2 separate regions of the Homo sapiens genome follow, and region 1 is linked to region 2. A link is a contact called in ENCODE Hi-C or POLR2A ChIA-PET data. All regions are on one chromosome and are shown on one strand. The core of a region is the stretch at or near the end of the contact, and the rest is flanking DNA. Distances in the headings are between cores, read along the strand shown. Region 1 has its middle 27 kb from the start of LINC02681. Region 2 has its middle 16 kb from the start of LBX1-AS1.

Evidence for each region. Hi-C counts contacts between places; a loop is a spot of excess contacts on that map. ChIA-PET counts read pairs that join two places held with the same protein, here RNA polymerase II (POLR2A). Pooled maps may share reads with other maps.
Region 1: a loop to region 2 is called in a map of gastrocnemius medialis, with 2.9 times the contacts of the local background. The contact joins two enhancer-like sites. A Hi-C loop is called at or near these places in 4 of 168 maps with a recorded cell type or tissue (PC-3, endothelial cell of hepatic sinusoid, gastrocnemius medialis and 1 more) and 4 of 50 pooled maps. POLR2A ChIA-PET finds 5 or more read pairs at or near these places in 2 of 52 experiments (A673 and HEK293T).

What each region holds. Positions count from the first base shown.
Region 1 is chr10:101,287,296-101,293,893 of GRCh38, reverse strand. No RefSeq gene overlaps it. Among named protein-coding and RNA genes, the nearest start is that of LINC02681, 27 kb to the right of the region's middle. RefSeq lists enhancers at 1,895-2,434, 2,435-2,974. Within about 2 kb of position 1,758, at least 6 of the 41 ENCODE cell types and tissues checked have a DNase peak (open chromatin) inside an H3K27ac peak, as active enhancers do; they include gastrocnemius medialis and psoas muscle, where a contact is called at or near this core.
Region 2 is chr10:101,242,063-101,248,918 of GRCh38, reverse strand. No RefSeq gene overlaps it. Among named protein-coding and RNA genes, the nearest start is that of LBX1-AS1, 16 kb to the right of the region's middle. Within about 2 kb of position 4,343, at least 2 of the 41 ENCODE cell types and tissues checked have a DNase peak (open chromatin) inside an H3K27ac peak, as active enhancers do; they include gastrocnemius medialis and psoas muscle, where a contact is called at or near this core.

The DNA of each region.
Region 1 (6,598 bases), core at 509-3,008, 48 kb before region 2:
AGAATCACTTGAACCCGGGAGGCGGAGGTTGCAGTGAGCTGACACCATGCCATTGCACTCCAGCCTGAACAACAAGAGCGAAACTCTGTCTCAAAAAATAAAAAAGAAAAAAGAAAAGAAAAGAAAAAGAAAAAAAAGAAAGAAAAAGAATCAGTCCTCAAACTTCTCCAGTATATTTCCTTCTTTTCTCAGTATACTGTCCTGTCAAGTTCTCAACAACTACACTCTTTTATTCCCAAGGCAGCTTTTGAGGAGCTGTTCAGAAGCATTAACCTCTTTCAGTCCCAGATCATGAGGGGGAATGCGCTGATATCCAGGTCTGGGACCGGGAGCTGAGCACATGGCCCGCCTGCCTCGCCTGAGCCTGGAGGCCCCAGGCGGGATTGTCTGTCCTCACTCATCCTTGCCGCCAAGGCCTCCTCGCCTGTATTTATATACACTAAAGCCTCTGCTCGAATAAAACATCCATGTAAAATCCAATTTCCTCAGAATCTCTTTTGGAGCCTGGGCCTGAGATGGAGTAGGTAACCCCGGCGGTAACTGCCTGAACCACTCCTGCCGGCTGCAAAGGTGAGGCCCATTTTTCAATTATCTATCTGCTGTGACAGCAGCGGTCCAGCCACCGAGCCAAGGCAGGGGGAGGGGAGAGGCAGAGCTGGGGAGGAGGGACAAAGAGGGCAAGGGCACGGTGGGGGAGAGGGGGAGGGAGAAACCTAGGGAGAGGAGGCACAGGGAGAGACCCTTGCGCCTGGCACCCAGTAGGTGCTCAAGAATTATTTGGAAAATGAGTGATCAAAGAGTGTATAGGGAGGGTGGGGGTGAGATCTCCTCCTCGGAGAGGGGGAGAGCTGGAGAGACACAGGGTGGGTGGAGACAGAGAGAGGGCGGGAGAGGTAGGGGGAGGGGAGGCGAGCGTGGATGGAGCCAACAAGAGGCTCCTGTGTCAATCCGTGGAAACGGGAGGCAGAGTGATGCGGTCACAGCTCCTGCCATCAATATCCTCTAATATAAATGTCAGTGATGCTATTTTCCGCGCAGTCATTTCGCACACTGCTGATTACATTAACGTATAATGGAGGGGCGCCGGCTCCACTGCTTTCTCCCCTAACCCTCCCCCCGGTGATGTGTCAATAGCCGCCTCCATGAACAAGTCAATTTTCTGCAGGCTTGGCAGCGGAATAAATCTGCCCGGCTATGGGGAGAGCTGGAGATATTTATATACCCGGCGCCTGCCTTCCGTGTGCGCGCGTGCGTGTGCGCGGCGGGCGCGGGCGCGGCCGCGGGCCGGAGCGGGGGTAGGGGGTGGTTCTGGGGCGCGCCGCCGAGCTGAATGATTTCCAGCCCCTACTCAATAAGAGGAGAATTTAGAGCGGTCCCTGAGCTGGGCTCCCAGAAACAGCCTTACACGTTTATTTTCCTTAGCTGAACAGGAAAGAGGAGAATTATATGTGGATTTATAGGACAGGCGCAGCTCAACCCAAATGCTCCCGCTCCAGGGGGCGGGGACGAGGGGGAGGGAGGTGGCAGGCCGGGCGCCGGCCGCTGGGACCCTCGCTCGTGCCTGCGTTGGTGGGGGCACACCCCCCTCGCCGGTCGCTTTAATTACATTTGTTCTCGTCCTTCGTGAGGGCGAGACTTCGGCGCGGCCCGCGTGGGGGGCGGGAGGAGGCGCAGGCCAGGACTGCCTGGAGGGGGGCGCGGGGAATGGGAACGTGGGGAGCCCGGGAGGGGGTGCTGTCAGCTTTTGCTCAGAAGCGGATCAATAGTACGAGATCTAATGGGCTAACTGCCAAGCGGGTGCACCGAGGCGCTGCCCCGCGGGGGCGGGAGGCGGTGGGCGAAGGACGAGAGAAAGGAATGGGGGTGGGAGAGGGAGTGAGGACGGGGAGGGGGGAAGGGCAGGAAGAGTGGAAGAGGTGGGGGGAGGAGGAAGAGAGAAAATAAAGAAGGGGAGAGAAGGCGAGCGGGAGCGGGAGGGCAGGGACAGGACAGGACAGTCTTCGTAGGGGCGTTTCTTCACAAGGGGGATCCTTTCCTGGAGCTGCCAGACGCCGCAGTCGCCAGCCGCCGGGCCTCAACTCTGTCATTGAGCCGCCAGGGGGCGGCGCGACCCTGTGCTCTCCCCGCGGATCTCAGGGTCTCCTCGCTGGGGCGCGAGTGACCGGTCGCCGCCGATGATTGGTCCCTGCCCGGCGCCCTCTGCCCTCTCCCGGAGGCCTCCCGCGTGGCAGGGTGGGCGTACGGCGACTCCCCCCAACTCCTGCCCCAAAGGAAGGAACCTTCTGGCTTTCCTGGTGTTGGCCCTGGCGCCCTGGGACCCTAGAGCCCCGGGGAAGCGCCCAAAGGCTAGGTCACCGGCCCAGGGCTGGCCACTGTCCCCGGAAGACCCCCAAGGCCGCGGCCGACGCGGCATGGAGGCGCTGGGAGATCTGGGCCTTCGCAGCCCGGCTAGGGAGCGTGGACGAGTCTCCGGGACATCCTGCGCGAAGGGTCCTTCTGTGCGTGCTGCGCGGGCGCTAACGAGGCCAGCCAGAGTCACCAGGGATGAAGGCTATAGGGCCCGGTTTTAACTCATTCGGTTCCTGGCCATTGACTGTCCTTTTTTCAGTTCTGGGGCCTCATCCCTTCCCAAACTGAGAAAATAAAATACAGCCCAACACCCTCAATGGCAAGTTTAGCCACCCTGGAGAGGGGAGCCTGGTGGTGACGGCTCAGTGTTCTCGACCTGGCAGGATAGCAGAATTACTTGAGGGAGATTTTTAACATAAGCGTGTTTACCCGCACGCATGCATTGTAAGAAGCTTGTATGTAGAGGCAGGGCTTCCTGGAAGCATGCCCGGTGTCAGAGCTCCCCCAGATAACGCTGATACAGAGTCCCACATGAGCATTACCTGAAGAAACTGCCTGGAGGTGCGGCACTGGGAATGGGAACATGGGGAGACCAGGAGTGGGGCACTGTCAGCTTTGGCTCCAAGCAGATCAATAATAGTACAAGATATAATGGGCTACCTGCCAAGTGGGTACACTGAAAAATGTCACATATTTTTTCATGTTGGATGTGGTAGCTCGGCCTGGGCTATTTGCCCTCATGGATGTGTCTGTGTGTCGCTGCATGTGTATGTTGCTGGGTACCTGCACCACTGGGTAAGCATTGCTTTATGCATCTTTTTATGTATCCTCTGTGTGCGGATGTCACTGGGTATGCATCATCCCGTGTATCACTGGTGTTATCATCAGCGTTTACTGAGAGCACCTATTGTGTGTGTGTTGTCGTACATGCCTGTCCTGATGAGAGTGAGTGCGGATCCTGGGGTGTGTTTGTGTTGTATCGAGCACATCTCTGTGGGCTCCATTGTGGGGCACAGCCATTGTCTCCATGTCATTGAGAGTGTGTGCTGGCAAGAGCTCGTGACACAAATGGAACGAAGCTGATCTGCCCTAGAAGCAAAGGAGGCAATGACCTTCTTTTTCCAATTATATCCTGGTCAGAGGTGAGCGACCTCTCTCCACCGAGGCCACTTCTTGTCATGCAAACTGAGCAGAAGGATGGAGATTAGAGGAATGTGACCGAGTCACGTGTGAAAACAATCAGCTATCAATGGGCCCCGATCAATGCCCCAGATTATAGATGAGCCCAGGGCAAGCAGTCACTTTGGAGTTTTTCCTGAGGAGGCAAAAATACACAGCACACAGCCATACACGTCACACGTCCCGAGAGACCCACAGCCTGGGGACAGGTAGGAAGTGGGTTGGGGAGAGCTGGGCAAGTGAATGGCCACCCACTTTGAAGTGGTCGGCAACTATTATTATTAGTAGGTGGTTATGTTGTTTTTGTTAAAGATGCAACCTTTATTCCGCTGGTAGCGGGAAGTGTAAAAGCTTGTGTTTGGTGTTTTCTATTTTAAGTCCAGAGAGTTAGGTCTCTTAAGTGGGTCACAGGAGACAGTGTGGGGATTTGGAGGAAACTTATATCAGGAACGGGAGCAATAGAGGGCTTGTATTGAGAGAGTGGCAAAGGAAAGTCTTTGGTCAGCTGTGGGCAGGGGGCAGGTGTGAAGCAGAGTGGCTCCTGGGGCCAGGGCACATGTCCTTAGGACAACTTGAAACCAGGCTGTGGGGTGAGAGGGCTGAGCTTCTGAAAGGCAGGGCCAGCCCTAACCACAAATATGCTCCACGATAGCAGGAGAGTGCCGGGCTTGGGGAGTAGTGGCCTCTGAAGGGCATGACCATGAGGGCCCTCATGAAGTGTGACTAGTCTTTGGAGACAGGTGGTGCAGGCCCTTGAGGGGCTATAAGGATGAGCTGAGGGGGCCAGGACTGGGTCAGAACCTATAGGGTCAAGGGAGACCAATGAGAAGATGGAAGAGTTCTGGAAAGGCTAGAGGACCTCATCAGACCTGGCTCTGGATTCAGCTAAGCCTGCTTGTGGCCAGCAGTCAGTGTGGCTGAGTCTAGCACCCATGCTAGCCATGGCTGAGGCAAGGGGAAGGATCATGTCCTCTGTGCCCACTGGGGTGTGTCAGGCAGTCCTTGGAGGCCTTTAGTTGTCTTGGAATCCCTTTGGTGCACATTTATGGTTGTCCCACTTTGCCTCACCCTGTGGGAATGCCATGATGGGCAAGAAAGCCCTTAGAGAGCCTACAGTCTAATGTGGAATAAAGAACTTAAATAAAGACTTAAATTTTTTTTTTTTTTTTTTTTGCTTTGGAAAAAGTAGTGTTGCATAAGCATATACCGCCTGGATCAAAATCCCAGCTGTGCCATTCACCAGCTAAAGTTTGTGAATTCTCAGGCCCTCCTTTCCTCCGTCTGTAGGATAGGGGTACCTATCTCTTAGGATTGTTGTGCAAATCTTAGGAAAAGTCCTTAGAACAGGGCCTGGCCATGGTAACATAAGTGTTGGCTCTCCTAGTCTTTCCTTCAGTTTTGTAGTACAGAGCCTTTGGAAAAGTCTCCCTCTTGGTGTTAGCAGAATTAAGGTAAACAAGGACTTATTCACACCTTGGACAAGATAAGGGGGTGGTTAGAAGACCCTGAGAGGTTGGAGTGTGGTGTGGAGTAGAGGCAGGGAAGGGGCCAGCTTGGGGGTGTGGGAATCCTGGTGTGGGACCGATGGAGCAGTGAGATAGGTTCTTTCTAGGTAGAGCTGAGGGGGCGTACGACAGAAAGGCCCTCTGCAGAGCCCAGCACACTTAGGACAGTTCAGTGCTGCTAGCTCTGCCCCCTCTCCCTGGAGGGACAGCCTCTGCTGGAGCTGCTAGCCCATAGATGTCCAGGGGGGCTGCACGGGAAGATGTCCACCACTACAGGATAATCTCCCTGGAGGGACACCCCCTGCTGGAGCTGCTAGCCCATAGATGTCCGGGGAGGCTGCATGGGTAGGTGCCCACCACTACAGGATAATCAGCACCTCCGCTCTCCTGAGATGGGCCTCTCTAAGCTTCCCTCTCCCACCACTTGACCTCAGGACAGTAGCCCCCTCTGCTGGCCTCCACAGAGCTAGACTGGGCTTGCCTTGACCCATGTCCTTTCTTTCCAGCTGGCTCGCTGGCTCTGATATGAGCCAACTTCATGCTGTGGCAGGACTGAAAGCCTCTAGGGGTCTTAGCCCTTGACTATGGACTTCTGGGGACCTCACTGTCCCCGGTTTGTTTATTCAAATCCCATTGCACCAAATGACTGAGCAGCTGCCAGAAGCTGCCGCTTCTTTATGGGACTGGGTGGGAGGGATGAAATGGGGAAACCTTGGTTACTGTCCAGGGAACAAAGGGTTAAGGCAGGTGAAGGGTGCTGGCATGGGAGTGGGTCACCCCCTCCCCTTCCAGTGATTATTCTCCTCTCCAGGTGTTTTTGTGGCTTTTTTCCCCTCCCTTGGGGTGGGAGTGGGGGCTGCTGGGTCCACTTCGGGCTTAGTTATTGTTTTAATTTTGGTGCTGGCTCCCTGGTGCCTGGAGTGGATAATGAAAGAGGAAAAGAGAGGTCAGGGTGGTGCCCAGGCAGCAGATTTCTGCCCGTCAGCCTGGGCTAGGGCGGGTGGGGAAGTGGCGGGCGGGGGAGTGTTAAGTTAATATCAATAAAGCAACTGGAGTCTCAGAAGTGAGGAGCTGCAGAGCCAAGCACAATGTCTTCATGCTAAGGGAGCCTGAAGGGGCACTTTTCCTGTCCACGATGAATTCTTAAAATGGGGCTGGACAGGGGGCAGGAGTCCAGTGAGCGCACAGGCTGGGTGGGCGCAGCTCAGTGGCAAAGGAGTGACAATGAAACCAGGGAGGAGCTGAGCAGAGAATAAGTCTCGGCTCGGTCTCACGCTCAGGCCGCTTGTCAGCTTTTCCTTCTGCATTGCCCTGTATCTGTTCAACCCCACACAGGGCGGATTTGAGGGGGCCATGCTGTGGGGTTACTGGAGATGGTGATAGATAGAAAAAGGAGGCAGGAAAGTATAGGGGTTGAGATGACAAGCTTTGCTGTCAGACAGACTTGGGTTCCTGGCCAAGTTCTGCTTATTGGCTGTGTGACCTTGGGCAAGTTACTGAACCTTTCTGGGCCTCAGATTCCTGTTCTGTAAGATGACACTAATAGTGATGCCAGCTTCGCAGGG
Region 2 (6,856 bases), core at 3,094-5,593:
TCAGGAGGAAAGTTGGGTAAGAAGTATCCCCAGCCTCCACAAAGTATACCCCCTTATCCCTAGCAATGTCTAGGACGGTATTGTAAGGAAATAAACAGGAATAGTCCAGACGATTTAACTTCAAGGGGCTCATTCCTGCCTTGTTTATAAGAGTGAAAAATTGGAAACAACCTAAACATCCCACAGTAGGGATTGGCAATGGTACAACCATCAACAGAATACCATGTAGCCATTAAAATGATGGCGTGGAAGAATGTTTAGCATCATTGAAAGACATTCACAATGTAACGTTGAGTAAAACAAGCAGGTTGCAGAACAGTATGTATACTAAATGCAATGTGGTAGCCTGGATTGGATCCTGGAATAAGAAAAGGACATTAGTGAGAAAACTACCGAAAGCCAAATAAAATCTGAAGTTCAGTCAATAATAACATACCAATGCTGATTTCTTAACTCTGATAAATATACCTTGGTAATGTAAGATGTTAACATTAGGGGAAAGTGCATAAGGGATGTATGGAAACCCTGTACTAGCTTTGCAAGTTTTCTGTATATCTAAAATTATTCCAAAATTACCAAAATTCCAAAATGGTTTATTTTTAAAACCATTATGTCTATATAATGTAATCCTCATTTTGGTTTTTAAAAAAGCATGTATAGCCCTTCCTCCATGTGAAGACACAGCTAGAAGCCTCCATCTCCGAGAAAAGGCCCCTCCCAGGCACAGTGGCTCATGCCTGTAACCCCAGCACTTTGGGAGGCCGAGGTGGGCAGATCACTTGAGGTCAGGAGTTTGAGACCAGCCTGGCCAACATGGTGAAACCCCGTCTCTACTAAAAATACAAAAATTAGCCGGGCATGGTGGCAGGCACCTGTAATCCCAGCTACTCAAGAGGCCGAGGCACGAGAATCACTTGAACCCAGGAGACAGAGGTTGCAGTGAGCTGAGATTGTGCCACTGCACTCCAGCCTGGGCAATAGAGCGACACTGTCTCAAAAAAATTAATAAATAAAAGAAAGAAAGAAAGAAAGAAACAAAGAAAGACAAAGGGCCCTCACACAACACCAAGTCTGCCAGTGCCTTGATTAGAAAGGATACCTGTATCAAGATCTGGGAGAGTATTCAACAACATATTACCATTGGTAATTTCTGAGGAGTAGGATTACGGGCCATTATTTTAATTATTTGAATGTTCTTTGTGTTTAATAAAGGGACATATACCACGTGCATGAATACAAAGGAAATCAAACCCGAATGTCACTAGGGATGCTGAGATTGGCTTCATGCCCAGCCACCCCAGCCAGCCTCCTTTGCCCCCCAGCATGGGGTTACTGAAGACCTGAAGGTCTTGAGCTATTCTGGACAGGATCTTTCACTTCCTGTCCAGCCACTAATTGGCATGACCCTCACTCCCTTCACTCCTTGGAAACTCCAGAATTTCAGGATCTGAACTTCTCTTATTTGAGCCCAATCCCTTATCTTCTCACCTCATTCATTCCTGTTGACTTGCTCTGTAGTCCCTGAAACTGTCTGCTTTCTCCCAGTCCCTCACCCCCATTCTGGCTTTACTTTCTCCCTTCTTACCCTGGTTCTGTATCAGCCACTTCAACCCTGTGCTTGCTTCCATCCTGCCCACCCTGCTCCAGCCCTAAGCAACACCATCAATTACTTTTCTGGCTCCCATTCCTGGGCACTCTAGAGCAGGTGAAAAAACTGACTCATTCATGCTGCCTCAACTAATTCCTTGTCACCATGTGGAAAACACTTTCTCTGCATCTGTAAGTGACTCCCTGTTACAATTCCACAACCACTACAGGCTTCCTCCATGAGCTTTCAACTCCCTGCTCTCCTCTCTTAGAGGACTGTCCCTCTTACTTGACCAAAAATATGGAGCCCATTCTTCAAACAATGTGCCCCACTCTACTTGTCCCCAAACCTGCCAGTCCACCTCAGAATCTCCCTGGATCATCACTTATCCTTTCTTCTCTCCTGTCTCTGAGGAGGAAGAGTTCCTTCTTCTTACCAAAGACTCAACATCTCGGGTGCCTTTCCAGAACTTTCTCCATCAAGCATCTTCTCCTATACCTTGTCACTCTTGGTTCTCCCTCCCTCCTTTCTCCTGGACTTTTTGTTTTTATTTATTTATTTTTTAATTTCAATTTTAACTTTTTCAGGCAGGGTCTCTCTCTGTCGCCCAGGCTGGAGTGCAATGGTGCCATCTGGGCTCACTGCAGCCTCCACCTCCTAGGCTCAAGTGATTCTTGTGCCTCAGCCTCCCAAGTAGCTGGGACTACAGGCACATGCCACCATGCCTGGCTAATTTTTTGTATTTTTGGTAGAGACGGGGTTTCACCATGTTGCCCAGGCTGGTCTCCAACTCCTGAACTCAAGTGATCCTTCCGCCTTGGCCTCCCAAAGTGCTGGGACTACAGGCATGAGCCACCACACCCGGCCTCTCCTGGACTTTTTGAATGAGTAATCGCCGTAATCACCTCTAGTTCTTTGCCATTCAACTCTTCATTCAATATCCCCACCACACTGTAGTCTCTTACAGTCGTCTGCGACCTCCAAATAACCACCCACTGGCCTATTACTCTGTCTTCCTCACTGATTGATCTGCACAATTTGATACTAATTCCCTCCTAAAAAACTTCTATTTGGGAGATTGAGGTGGGCGGATCACTTGAAGTCAGGAGTTTGAGACCAGCCTGGCCAACATGGTGAAACCCCGTCTCTACTAATAATACAAAAATTAGCCAGATATGGTGGTGTGCACCTGTAATCCCAGCTACTCAGGAGGCTGAGGCAGAAGAATTGCTTGAACCTGGGAGGCGGAGGTTGCAGTGAGCCAAGATCGCACCACTGCACTCCAGCCTGGGCAACAGAGCAAAACTGTGTCTCAAAAACAAAAACAAAAACACAAAAAACCCAAAACTGCCATGATCTCCAAGCCACTCACTCCCCTTCATTTCCTCCCTACTTCCCAACCACTCCTTTTTAGTCTCCTCTGACTTCTTTCCTTCCTCCAACTTCCTAAATATAGGGATCTCCCAGGATTCTGTTTCCAGTCTTGAACTACCATTCCCTCTCTCCAGCAAGCTCATCACTTCCCTGGTTTCAACGAGCTATCTGCTTGGAAGAATCTCTAACTGACAGCTTCTGACTTCCACTCTGGAATGTCCAACTTCCTGTTGGGCATGTGTGAGTGAACGTCCCTGGAGCACCTCAGACTCATCGTAAACATAATCATGATCTCTATCCCCTAACCCTAACAAGCCCTGCCTCCAGACTTCCACCTGCTTTCAAACAATCAAGCCTGGCCAGCCATGGTGGCTCATGCCTGTCATCCCAGCACTTTGGGAGGCTGAGGGAGGAGGATTGCTTGAGCCCAGGAGTTTGAGATCAGCCTGGGCAACATAGTGAGACCCTGTCTGTATTTAAACAAACAAACGAACAAACACACAAACAAACGAACAAAGAACAATCAAGTTTAACACCTAGGAGTCATTGGACTTCACCCTTCTCCTTCCTTATTTCCCAAGCCCATTCACCCACCAGGTCTGGCCAACTTTCCACTAGCCTCAGCTCTTGCCCACGCCCCTTTGTGTTCTGTCCTCTCTGCCTGCTCTGGTTCTGCCCTTCCTTACCTGAACTGTGGCAATACCCTCATCCATGACCCTCCTGCCTCCAATCTTGTCCCACTCATGCTATGTCCCACTCATGCTATTCCTACCATAGCAACAGCCCATAGCCCCTAAAGCTAGGGTGACCATATACTTTAGTATTCAAACCAGGAGGAGTGAAAGGAGGATCTGTAAAATAATAATAATTTAAAATAAAAAAACAATGTCAGAGGAACAGCAGGCATAAACTGGAACTACCTTGGGCATATGGTTATCCGAACTAAAGCATGTGCCTGATCACATCCCTCTCCAGCTCAGAGACCTTCCATGACCCCCACTGAATTCAGTTCAGACTCCTTGTGCTGGCATTCTAGTCCCACCTTTCCAGCTCTGTTCTACCTCTCTCTCCTAGTTTATACAGAGGCCTTTGAACATGACTCATGCAATCCTACTCTTGTGCCTGTGTTCATGCTGTTTCCTCCTTCAGAAACTCCTTGGCTCCAACTCTGCCCCTCAAATCCTATTCTTATTTCGAGACTCAAACCACAAACTATCCTCCATGAAGCCTCCTCTCATCCTCTTTTTGCACCTCACATTTCTTCCTGTAACCATTCGCATTTCCTCCTTACTGTATTATTTCTGTGCTTTGCTCTTTCAAAGATGCTGATTGGTGACTGCACATGGCTCCACTCCCAGCCAGCTCTTTGGCTGGGCAGCTGTTTACAATGTGTCCTGGCGTTAAAAGATGAGCTGGGCCAATCCGATTTCCTCTCCTGGGAATTTGAACTATGAAATACTGAGAGACTAGAGCAGTTAGCAGAGGTGATGTAGAGAGAGACTCAGAGAGGCCGGCTGGTCAAATGCAAGTCACGGTTATGAGAAATTATGAGGAAACCCAGGAAGCTCTCGGTGCTGCACGGGGGTCAGAAGCAGTTATGAGCTGGAGCTTGGGAGGCTGACCTGAGTGAGAATCCTTACTCTGCCACTTCCTGGCTTGAACCTGGAGCAGCTTACCTAACCTCCTTGAGCCTCGGTGTTCTCATATGTAAAATGGGGGTAATGATATTAACTAACTGCACGGTGTTCTAAAGAGGATTAATGGAGATAAGCATGGAAATCAATAGATCTGGCTCAGAATTTGTTAACAATTATTCTTCCTCCACTTATTATGATAATAATTATTAATTTCATTAATAATAATGAAGAAAGAGATAAAGAAGAAAGAGACCCTGTGGGGTTCCCTTCCACCTGACCAGGAGAGAGAAGTTGGTCCCCAGAGCTTCTTTGGTCCCTGCGTGCTTTCTGGGCCCAGTTCCAATGACAAGCCGTGTTTTTCAATACAAAAGGCCTTCCTTTTTCTTGTGATTACTCAAGTGAACCTCTGTTTCTTGCAAACAGAAGGACCCCTGCCCAGACCCCTGTCTTCCTCTCATGTCTGGACTTGAGCTTCTCGAAGTCCAGCACAATAGTCTGTCTACCTCAGTATCCTGCCTGGGCGTTGAAGACAGCTGATGCCCAATGCTTGGTAAATAAAAGAATGAATGAATGAATAAGGTTCCAAAGCCTTTGTGGGGAGCCTACAGAAATGCTGTTTTTAGGAGACTCAGAAGTCCATTGGGTAGACGGTTAGGGGAGAGTTCGTTGACAGCCCTGTCCCTCAACGCAGGACAGAAGGCAGGCCAGGACTGGAGCACTCTGGACCACTTGCCTACACCCTGCTAGGACTTTCCTTCCCTGTGGCACCAGGATAAGGGGCAGAAGGTGACAGAAGGGCCAACTGGGGGAAGACACCTGCTGGGTCAGGTTGCCAGCCTGCTGAAACAGGGTTAGGCCTGCCCCCTCCCCTGCCCAGCCTCATCCCCTCCACTCCTTCTCCCAAATCCCAGACCCCAGTTCCACTCACATCTTTTCAGACACTTCCCTTCACCATGTTTTCTTACCATGTCTTTGCTCATGCCATCCCTTCCCTTTCCGATGCCCTTCGCCCTCACCTCCCATGAAAACTCCTACCTGTCTTTTAAAACCCAGCTCAGAACCAGCCCCCTACTGGAATCTTCCTTGGATCTCTCAGGCAGTTAAATGCTCTTCTTCTGTGCTTCCGCAGTCTTTTTGGAGATTTTATGGGCCCCAGTTCATTGCTCCAATTACCCGTGTACTTGTCTGTCTTCCCCCAAAAAGGTCTCAAGGACAGGAATTGTGTCTTATTCATCATTGTGTCCTCAGTGCTTAATAAAAGTCTTAGCTCACAGTAGGCTTTCACTAAGTGTTTGTTGACTGTACAAATATAATAATAGATTAATCCACAGTTTCTCTCAGCTCTGGGATCCCTGGCTCCTGCTGTTTTCTCTTCTTCTTAGGCTGTCTTGGGCATTTCTTGAAGCCTTTCACAGTCCTGTGACTATTTCTCAATGGCATCACTACCCACCCCCAGTCCTGAGCAATGTCTGCTGTCCATAACACAGGACACTACAGGGCTATAGATCCAAAGCTTCTTGAAGCTAGAGATCTGGGAGTTAGGTCCTGAGCAAGGACCACAGGAGAATGAGGACACAGTGGAGTGAGTTGGCACCTTGATGTACTCATTGGCCATGTGGGGTCTGATGAGTGGTTTCAGGCTCTCCCTCCCAGGTAGGCCTCTGACCAGGCTCCAGGCATGGCTGCCACTTGCCTGACCTCCTACCTCCCCAGGCCGATGGCTGAGCGGCTGGCGGAGGCTGCACTGGGCCAGCCTGAGCAGACAGCCTTGCGCAATTGCTGGCTCCAGGCCTCCCAGCCCAGCTTGTAGCTCCCCCCAGAGTGACGGGATTGATTGGCTGCAGCCGGAATGGGCACCAGTCTCCCTGGCTTGGACAGAAACGGGGCCATCTGTTACACCTCTAGTTAAAAGTACATAAAGTTGAGCATTTGTGCGCCGACAATACCACCCCTGACACCCTCCACGCGGCACAGCGCTCCGGCTCCTTGGCAGGCTTGCGCCCCGCGACAGGCCGGCGCAGTAACGCCTACACGCTGGCTCGTTTGGCACTGCTGCAGGCACCATGGCTCCACCCTCCAGAGGCCTGCCCCAGCTGGGTCTAGCCTAAAATCTCAGATCCCACCTGTATTAGAGAATAAAAGGGAGGATTGAGGGGTGTGAAGGTGTATATTGGTAGGCAACACCTGTTCCAGCTCAGGGTGCTTGCTGGGCTGCAGATAATGCCAGGCTTCAGGCTGTGATTTGGGAGGACCCAAG